Regions from separate parts of the Homo sapiens genome. Here region 2 is linked to region 1. Evidence: read pairs that join two places in POLR2A ChIA-PET (ENCODE). Cell type or tissue: CD4-positive, alpha-beta T cell. All regions are shown on one strand.

Region 1 (5,000 bases):
ACCCCAAAAGTCAACAGTGCTAAGTCTGGGCAACCTTAATTTATTAGACTGGGATTTTCAAAGAAGTCCATCACTTGCAAAATGTGAAGAACCACAGCCGTAGTGTGGAGACTTTGAAATTTGGTGAGATCTGCCCCATGGCTCAGCATGTAGGCCATTTTCGTAAGTGCTCTGTATGTTCTGAAAATAACTATTCTCAGCCCAGCGCGGTGGCTCACGCCTATAATCCCAGCACTTTGGGAGGCCGAGGCGGGCGGATCACGAGGGCAGGAGATTGAGACCATCCTGGCTAACGCGGTGAAACCCCGTCTCTAATAAAAATACAAAAAATTGGCCAGGCACGGTGGCTCACGCCTGCAATGCCAGCACTTTGGGAGGCCGAGGTGGGCGGATCACGAGGTCAGGAGATCGAGACCATCCTGGCTAACACAGTGGAAACCCCATCTCTACTAAACATACAAAAAAAAAAAAAATTAGCCAGGCGTTGTGGCGGGCGCCTGTAGTCCCAGCTACTCAGAAGGCTGAGGCAGGACGCCTGTAGTCCCAGCTACTCAGAAGGCTGAGGCAGGAGAATGGCGTGAACCCGGGAGGCGAAGCTTGCAGTGAGCCGAGATGGCGCCACTGCACTCCAGCCTGGGCGACAGAGCAAGACTCTGCCCCCCCCCCACCCCCCCTCAAAAAAATACAAAAAATTAGCCGGGCGTGGTGGTGGGTGCCTGTAGTCCCAGCTACTCGGGAGGCTGAGGCAGGAGGATGGCGTGAACCTGGGAGGTGGAGCTTGCAGTGAGCTGAGATCGTGCCACTGCACTCCAGCCTGGGCGACAGAGCGAGACTCTGTCTCAAAAAAAAAAAAAAAAAAAAAGGAAATAACTATTCTCCAGTTGATGGGTGCAGTTCAAAGTTCAAGCTGGTTAGCTATATTGTTCTAATCTTGTAAATTCTTACTGACTCATTTGATCTACTGACCAGGTAAAGAATTAAGAATTATTGGCCAGGCACAGTGACAGTGGCTTATGCCTGTAATCCCAACATTTTGGGAGGCTGAGGCAGGCGGATCACTTGGGGTCAGGAGTTTGTGACCAGTTTGGCAACAGGGTGAAAACCTGTTTCTATTTAAAAATTCAACAATTATCCAGGCGTGGTGGTGCGCACATGTAATCCCAGCTACTAGGGAGGCTGCAGTGAGTGGAGATCACACCACTGCACTCCAGCCTGGGCGACAGGGCAAGACTCTGTCTCAAAAAAAAAAAAAAAAAAAAAAAAAGACTTATTCTTTCTAGTAAGTTAAACAGTGTATCATTATGATGTGATCTTTTTTGCCTTATAATGTATTGTTTCATATTAATAAAGTTGGCCAGCTTTCTTTTGGTCAGTATTTCCTAGAACATAGTTTTTCTCACCTTTCCATGTCCTTATTTGCATCTCTTGTAAACAGTATGAACTAGATTAACCATATGAAACTAGATTTAAATCTAGTCTAACACTGACACCTATCCTGATTGGTACTAACTTGTGTTTAAAATATATTTATATATTTGGCTGGGCATGGTAGCTCACGCCTACAATCCTAGCACTTTGACTTTGGGAGGCCGAGGTGGGTGAATCACTTGAGGTCAGGAGTTCAAGACCAGCCTGGTCAACAAGGTGAAACCCCGTCTCTACTAAAAATACAAAAATTAGCTGGGCGTGGTATCCCAGCTACTCAGGAGGCTGAGGCAGGAGAATCTCTTGAACCTGGGAGACGGAGGTTGCAGTGAGCCGAGATTATGCCACTGCACTCCTGCCTGGGCAATAGAGCATGACTCTGTCTCAAAATATATATATATATGTAATTTATTGTATTCTGAGGCACCATCAAATCTCTGGAGGGGCCAGAAAGGCACTAAAATGGAAACCTCTCGCTCCAGCTTGGAACACAGTTGGTGCCAAAGAATGCTGAATGACTGAATGGAAAAGGTACACCAATAATAAGAGAACGACCTGGATGTTTTCTGTGAACTGACAAACACAGACACTCACACAGAATCTATGTCCACTACGTACTCTGTCCTGAAAATGACTGTATTGATGGAATTGTATTAATTCTATTAATACCAGTGTTATTACCTGAGTAAGTACTACAGCTCATATTAGTCTATTGCCTATTACCTTTTAAGGGCTTCTCACAAGTAACTTCTTGTTTTAAAGTTTCATACTGTATCATTTCGCTCCACTCTAAATACAAGACTGCCTATTCGAGTTTCTCCATCATAAACAGAGCCTTGACAGCTGTAGAATTTAGAAGCCTTTGAGGGTTGAGACCAAATGCCTTCATAGACCAGGCAAGCAGCCAAACTCCACTCGCACGGAGCATACCTGGGGAAGTGAAGGGGCTGCAGGGCACCAAAGAGCACTTGCCCTGCCTAATGACGGCCAACAAGCTTTGGCAGACAGGGCCAGATCTAGCGCAGAAGAAACCAAATCAGTATTTTTATGGCAATGCACTGAATTTTCCAACTTCACTATGTGAACTTTCACTTTCATATCGCTGCGAGAGCCAAATAAGACAGAGAGAGAAATGGGCCTCACACATTAGAGTGAATTTGAGAAGTCCCATCCAGGTCTCCTCTGAGGAAAGCAAACTGCTTCCTTCTTCCTCTAGGGTTTAAGGAAGATGGACCATCTGCCCAGTTCCAGCACAAGGAGCCTGGGTGGAAGAAAAGCGCTTCAAGAGGACATCGTAGGCCATGTCTGAGTAAATGCGCCTCTGTCCCCAAACTAGAACATGATTAACATACTTGGCATGTAATATAATACTAATAGCTTTTAAAATAATACCTTATATCGATATAATGTATTATGGCTGTCAACATTCTTCCCCAGACATTCATTTTCTGCTCACACCAGCCCTGTTTGGCAGACAAAGTAGCTTTTATCCTTCTGTCAGATGAGGGTTAGGGAACTTACCCAAGGTCACAAGGTAGTAAACCACAGAGACAGCCCTAGAATTCGCCTTTTGAGGCCCCTATGCTGACATACCACCCTCCCCCGACAATTGCTCAAATCCCCTGGAAATGCCAGTATAAACCATTAGATATTGGTCATCTCCCCCAATTCCACACTGCTCCCTGGCATGCCAAGAACTACAACTCTCATCCAACTCCACTGTGAAAGGCAGAAGAGCTTTATCAGAGCTGGAGAGGGATTCTTCCATAAGATTACAGAATGGGATGGAAACCCAAGCAGCTTTGGTGGAAAGTGGATCCTGGTCATCTTTAGATGGCCAGCTGGACGCCAGCATGCTCAGAGGCGCCCAAGCAGGAGAAGGAATGCTCTGCCAGCAGCTGGAGAGGGCATCGCATCTCCCTCTGGAGTCTGTCCAGGTATCATGAGTCAGTCTATTCTCTTCTCAGACAAGGCCTTGCAATCAATCTGCTCTCAGACTCATGCTCTGAAAAGCTGGACCAAGTCAAAACTTTCCTACAGGGTGTATTACAAGGAAAATGTGCATCTCCCCCAGAGATGCAATAGCCCAATGGAATTAAACAGGCCTCAGAACTTGTGTGGGGAAGCATCTAGATGCAGGCCTGAAATAAGGAATCGTACTACCTAAGGGAACCCTCTCTTTAGACAAGGATGCAGAGTCCTGCCCAAGGTCTAGGCTCCTGTGTTAGAGGCCTGACCTCCATCGCTAGTCAAAGAAAACCATCGCTGTGACTGCTGTGAGTGGGCACAAGGCAAGTGCTAGGGCACAAGCATACCACACAGGGCGGTGGCCAGGAAAGTGATCTCCTATGGCTCCTGCTCCTGGAAAGGCTCTTCAGCCAAGTAGCACCAAGCAGCCCACAGAAGGTGACATTCTGTGTTCCGGGTCCAAATCCTAAGCAAAAGATCTACTGTTGCCAAACCTTGACATCACTTGTCCTATGAGGCTACACATCTACAGAAATGGGACACAAGCTTCTCGGTCTCAGAGAACAAGCAAAGCCAGAAGGAAAGAGCGGAGGCAGGAAATCATGAAGAAGCACAGTGGGGAGGAAGGTGGTTCTCGACAGGGCTGGTCCTTTATGGGAGGTAAAGGAGAGCCACAACCACAAGGTGAATGGGATCAGATGTCAACATTTGCAATTTTAACTCACCAGAGGAGGAAGCTCAGCTTCACTGGCTGCTGATGCCCTTAACCTTGCTATAAATGTGCCTCTGGCTGAAAAGTTAGGGTATGGGACCTAGGAGTACAATGCGGATAAGATCATTCCCAAGGAGGAGAGCAGGGAAGGGGTCACCTCAAACAACCCAGTTTGTTACTGTCACAAGCTACAAAAGGAACAAAGGTGACAAAAGATAGGGATGTGTCTGTAAGGTGAAGCAGATTACAGTGGTAGGTTTACTCCTGTAACGTTAAGAGGTCGATGACAAGGAAAAAAGAAAGGTGAGAAAGGCAGAGGAGAGGAAGAAATAGGCTATTCTGGGTCTTAGTGTAAAGCACAGCAAGTATAAGCACCATTACAGTTGTACCTTCTCAGGTACGAATGTTTACACAACAGCCTGGGGTGATGATGCCCTGGGGGACTGATTCGAACTAGCCAAGCTCACAAGAGACAAAGTGAACAAACTCACACCTGTTACACTACAAGGGTCAGAGGGGGTGTCTCACCCTTTCTGGTGCCTGATCTGCTGCTACCCACTCCCCAAGGACAGCAGGCCTCCCCACTCTGTGCCTCAGTATACAAGCCAAAAGACTGTACTGTCCTACTCCATCACAGCATCCCTCTCTCTGAGAACCGGAATCCTCTGGTCTCCAGTGTCACCAACACGACTCCCAAGAAATAGAGCAATCTTATATTGAACAGAGATCTAAGAGGGACCCTTGCTTTGGACTTTGAATTAGAAAATACTCTTTTATTGGCAACAAGGTTACCATTTAAGTAACTTTTCCCAAATGATTTGCCTTTCTCTGTTAGTTTTCATTTCAGAAGATGACATTTCCAATGTTTCTCTCAAATTCAAAGAATAACAACTGG
Region 2 (5,000 bases), 130 kb after region 1:
TACATTATGTATGCCATGTTTTATGAATACTTTTAAAAATTCTATGAATATGTCCCACCTTAAAAGGTATATATTCTTTCTTTCTTTTTTTTCTTTCTTTCTTTTTTTTTTTTTTTGAGACAGAGTCTTGCTCTTTCACTCAGGCCAGAGTGCAGTGGCTCAATCTCGGCTCACTGCAACCTCCACCTCCTAGTTTCAAGCAATTCTTGTGCCTCAGCCTCCTGAGTAGCTGGAATTACAGGCGTGGGCTACCATGCCTGGCTAATTTTTTAATATTTTTAATAGAGACAGGATCTCACCATGTTGGCCAGACTGGTCTGAAACTCCTGACCTTAAGTGATCTGCCTGCCTTGGCTTCCCAAAGTGCTGGGATTACAGGTGTGAGCCACTGCGCCTGGCAAGAGGTATATATTCTTATACTGCATTTATAATTTCTTTAAGCCCAGTATCTCAAATCCAAATCCACATTCTAGTCTAGAGAGTTTACATTACTATTTTGCTGAAGTCTGTGATGTGTTTATTTGTTTTTTCTTTTTTCTAACTGTTTCATAGTACTGATGATTTCCAAGTTAGAGGCAAGAACTTGGAAGCTTTGTCTGGTATTTCACAAATTAAATTATTTTAGAGCAATAGTTGTGTTTTAACTAGACCATTATATTACTTAGGCTTTCTAATTGGGCTAGGAGATAGATCCCCTTGGGGAGGTAAATGTTTTTGACCAGGAACAGTAAGGCTATATGAAAGACAACAGCCTCTTTAATCACTATTCTTGTGGGATTTGAGGGTAGAGAATACCTCAGCACTTCAGATTGATGTGATAACTCTTCCTAGAGAAGATTTCTGACTGGGTGAGGTGGGTAATGCCTATAATCCCAGCACTTTGGGAGGCTGAGGCGGGAGGATCGCTTGAGGCCAGGAGTTCGTGGCCAGCCTGAGCAACATAGCAAGACCTGATCACAACAAAAAAATTTTAAAAATTAGCTGGATATGGTATTACATGCCTGTAGCCTCTGCTACTCGAGAGGCTGAAGCAAGAGGATTGCTTCAGCCTGAGGAAGTCGAGGCTGCAGTGAGCCATGATCGCATCACTGCACTCTAGCCTGGGTGACAAAGCTAGACCCTGTCTCAAGATTAATAAATAAATAAAGACTCATTTCTACAGTCAGTTCCTGTGGTCTGGATTAGTGTTGGTTTTATTTATGAAAGTATTCAAAATAGTTGACACGGACAGGCACAGTGGCTTACACCTGTAATCCTAACACTTCGAAAGGCCAAGGCGGCAGGATTGCTTGAACCCATGAGTTCGAGACCAGTCTGGGCAATGCAGGGAGTCCCCATCACTACAAAAAATTTAAAAATTAGTCGGGCATGGTGGTGCTTGCCTGTATTCCTAGCTATTTGGGAGGTTAAAGTGGGAGGATCCCTTGAGCCCAGGAGGTTGAGGCTGCAGTGAGCCGTAATTGTGCCACTGCACTCCAGCCTGGGCAACAGCAAGACCCTGTCTCAAAAAAAAAAAAAGGAAGAAGAAATGAAAAATAGCTGATGCCACATGGTGTTCTTAGATGCTCACCCTGTACTCTTCAGGACTGATGCCTTCTCAGTAAATCGTATTGTTCCCCTAAGTGAGATCACAAGAAAGACAGTCCTCTGCTCTACCTTCTCAACCTTGAGACTTTGTAAGTGACACCATTAAAGCAGTCTGAGCAGGGCTTTTCAAACAGTGTTCTGTAATGTGCTACTGAAAGAGGAAGCAAAGCTCTCCACCTAGATTGGAGCATCTCGACTGCTGTCAGGTTAATGTAGTGTTGGGATTTCTTCTGCTTAAGATATCCTTTGAAAAATGAGTCCTGCAGCTTTAACCAAAAAGAAAAAAAAAAGATTTTAAAAAAAAAAGTATTCTCAGCGAGGCATGGTGGCTCACGCCTGTAATCCCAGCACTTTGGGAGGCCAAAGCGGGTAGATCACCTGAGGTCAGGAGTTTGAGACCAGCCTGGCCAACATGGTGAAACCCCATCTCAACTAAAAATGCAACAATTAGCTGGGCATGATGGCAGATGCCTGTAATCCCAGCTACTCAGGAGGCTAAGGCAGGAAAATCACTTGAACCCAGGAGGTGGAGGTTGCAGTGAGCCGAGATTGCATCATTGCACTCCAGCCTGGGTGACAAAGCGAGACTCCACCTCCAAAGGAAAAAAAAAGTATTCTGGTATTTACTGACACCTGGATATTGGGACAAGTTACTTTGGTCTTGAGGAAACTAAAGGTGACATGTAGAGTGAGGGATGGGGAAAAATAGCAATTGTTATTTCAAAGACAATAGATTTTGAAAAATTATGCTCCTGTAAGACATTTGTTATCTCTAAAGTTTTCCAGCATAAGCCAAAGTGTTTTTTTTCAGAATTTGGTCAGTGTAGCCCAGAGGTCCAGTCTAGATGGTGTTTGGTGTAAGACTTATGGTTTCACTGGAATTCCTTCACACCAATCCTTGAAGGTCTGCCCCATTTGTGCTAGGCTGAGGCTATCTGGTTATGTGAAGCCCATAGCTAGGGGCCTGGAGGTCCCTATGTTAAAATTTGACTCACGGGACAAATAAGAACTGCCTCCTGCCTCCTTTTCTTACCTGTGTTTTGTAACGAGTTATTTTTAAGTTGCATCCAGACATCCAGCCTCTATGTATACTTCTCCCTGGTCCTCTACATTCTTTCTTTTCTTTGTGACCTCTGTTAAGTTTGTTAAAGGGATGGGAAGGGGTGCTCATTTGTTGAGCACTTTCTATGTGCCAGGCATTATGTTAGGTGCTTTGAATATACTATTTAATACTCAAAACAGCCTTATGAGATAGGTACTCTCATCCCTAATTTTAGGTGAGCAAATTATAAACATGAGAGAGGCTAAGTAACTTTTCTCTAACTCATATTTCTCTGTTAATAATAAAAGACGTGTGAATTAGTGATGATTTTCTCTCAGACTCAAACCCAGTTTTCTTTCCACCTTTCCTCTACACTTTGTAGTATTAGTTCCCCTTTTGTTGCTCTTCCAGGGAAAGGTGATCTATGGATAGCCTAACTACGGATTGTTGTGAGATCCTGAATGCTAACCATGGTGTTACTGACTTTCCCTAGGGTCCTATCCTTCCCCCAAAGCTGGAGCAACTCTGGTCGTGTACAAGGACTTGCTAGTGCTGTTTGGTGGCTGGACGCGGCCAAGCCCTTATCCCCTACACCAGCCAGAGAGATTCTTTGATGAAATACACACTTACTCACCCTCTAAAAATTGGTAAGTCACAAAGATAAACTCTTTAAATCTGGAAGAAAAGGCCTTAAATCAGTGGATTCTTTGTTTTTTTGTGTCAAGAGTCCCTTTGAGAATTAGATGGAAAGCTGTGGACTCTTTTCCCAGGAGGGGAAAAATGCACATATTCACAGATTTTACCAACAGTTTCAGAGAGTTTACAGGACTCTCTTAGAACCCTGCATTTAGAATCCTTATTCTAAAGAGAAAAAATAGAAGAGATTTATTCCTCTTTCAAGAAAAATGAATGAGCCAGTTGAAGAACAGCGAGCTCTTCAGCTTTGGCTGCTAACACTCCAGGAGTGTTGTAGATCCAGATGATTCCTTACTCCTAACTGTGTCTCCAAGACTTACTCTGAATTGTTTTTCAAACATATATCTCTTAATGACAGCAACCGCCGTTTCTTGTAATGGAAGACTTAGTACGTGGCGCTTGTTAGCTGTTACTGATCAGGACCATAGGGAAAGGTAGCAGGTGGCAGGTGGTGCTTTGTCAGCAAACCAGGCCAAAGAAGCCATGATCTTGTCTCTTGTCATCGTTTTCTCATCTCTCTCCCTCCAGACCGTTTACATTCAGAACTTGAAAGAAGATAACTTTAAGCAAACTTGTAGGAAAGGCATAAATACATTATGCCATCCTCTACTTATTATCCCAACAAATCTCTGCTGAAAGTGATAGGATTATCATTTTAAATGGATGCCTACTTACTATTTTTACATAAAGTGTGTGGTGCTGACTTCTTGACTTCCTCCTGTCTTTTTACATTAGGTGGAACTGCATTGTGACAACCCATGGGCCACCTCCCATGGCTGGCCACTCCTCCTGTGTGATAGATGATAAAATGATTGTCTTTGGTGGCTCTTTAGGATCCCGGCAAATGTAAGTACATTTGGTTTGCTCCATATGAGCCTGAAGGTAAATACTCCTGGGAATAACAGGTTTAAAAGTGAATTAGGGACCAGGTGCCTAATTCACACCTGTAATCCCAGCATTTTGGGAGGCCAAGGTGGGTGGATCACCTGAGGTCAGGAGTTTGTGACCAGCATGGCGAACATGGCGAAGCCCCATCTCTACTAAAAATACAAAAATTAGCCGGGCATGGTGGCACACACCTGTAGTCCCAGTTACTTGGGAGACTAAGGCAGGAGAATCGCTTGAACCTGGGAAGTGGCGATTGCAGTGAGCCAAGATCACCCCATTGCATTCCAGCCTGGGCAACAGATCGAGACTCTTAAGGAAAAAAAAAAAAAAAGTAAGTTAGGGTCAGTATTCCTGAGCATGGCTCTAATTAATCCAATTAGTTATCTCATCCTAGCATTCTGTTCTTTAATCCCTTAATCACAGACCAATAAATTGAAAAATTTGCTCTATAAAATCATAGTTATATAGAATCTCTTTGACATATGGTTCTATTCAGTAGGATCAAATTCTGATGGAACCTCCACCTTGCCTGCTGTGCTGTGCCTGCAGAAGGCCAACTTTCGAGAACAGAATGCTTTTACTTATTCTACTTTATTACCCAGCTCTTGCCCTTTTGGGCTTTAGAGGAGAAGAGGGGGAGATTGACAGGACAAGTGGAAATGGTGGGCCCTCCAAATGTGATAGGTTGGTTGAGCCACATGTAAAGGGCATGAAAAGAAAGAAAGAAGGAAAGAAAAGAAAAAAACAAATGGGATGGGTTGTGGAATGGGTAGGAACAGGAAAACTG

The links. ChIA-PET counts read pairs that join two places held together with the same protein. Peaks named below come from ENCODE experiments on the same cell type or tissue, not always from the same donor. Only the 100,000 strongest peaks of a DNase experiment are listed, where the experiment ranks them.
Region 2: POLR2A ChIA-PET joins it to region 1 with 5 read pairs; 5 of 35 experiments call an interaction of 5 or more read pairs at or near these places.

The regions. Positions count from the first base shown.
Region 1 is chr1:16,384,943-16,389,942 of GRCh38, reverse strand. The region is part of intron 1 of SZRD1 (SUZ RNA binding domain containing 1); the gene reads right to left. Among named protein-coding and RNA genes, the nearest start is that of SZRD1, 20 kb to the right of the region's middle. RefSeq lists enhancers at 3,361-3,861, 3,862-4,362. In CD4-positive, alpha-beta T cell, no CTCF peak of the experiment used is centred here; a DNase peak (open chromatin) is centred at 2,943; H3K4me3 peaks cover 1,092 bases; H3K27ac peaks cover 980 bases.
Region 2 is chr1:16,254,882-16,259,881 of GRCh38, reverse strand. FBXO42 (F-box protein 42) reads left to right here. Exons shown (of 10, transcript NM_018994.3): 5 at 3,123-3,276; 6 at 4,061-4,171. Among named protein-coding and RNA genes, the nearest start is that of CPLANE2, 20 kb to the right of the region's middle. In CD4-positive, alpha-beta T cell, no CTCF peak of the experiment used is centred here; no DNase peak of the experiment used is centred here.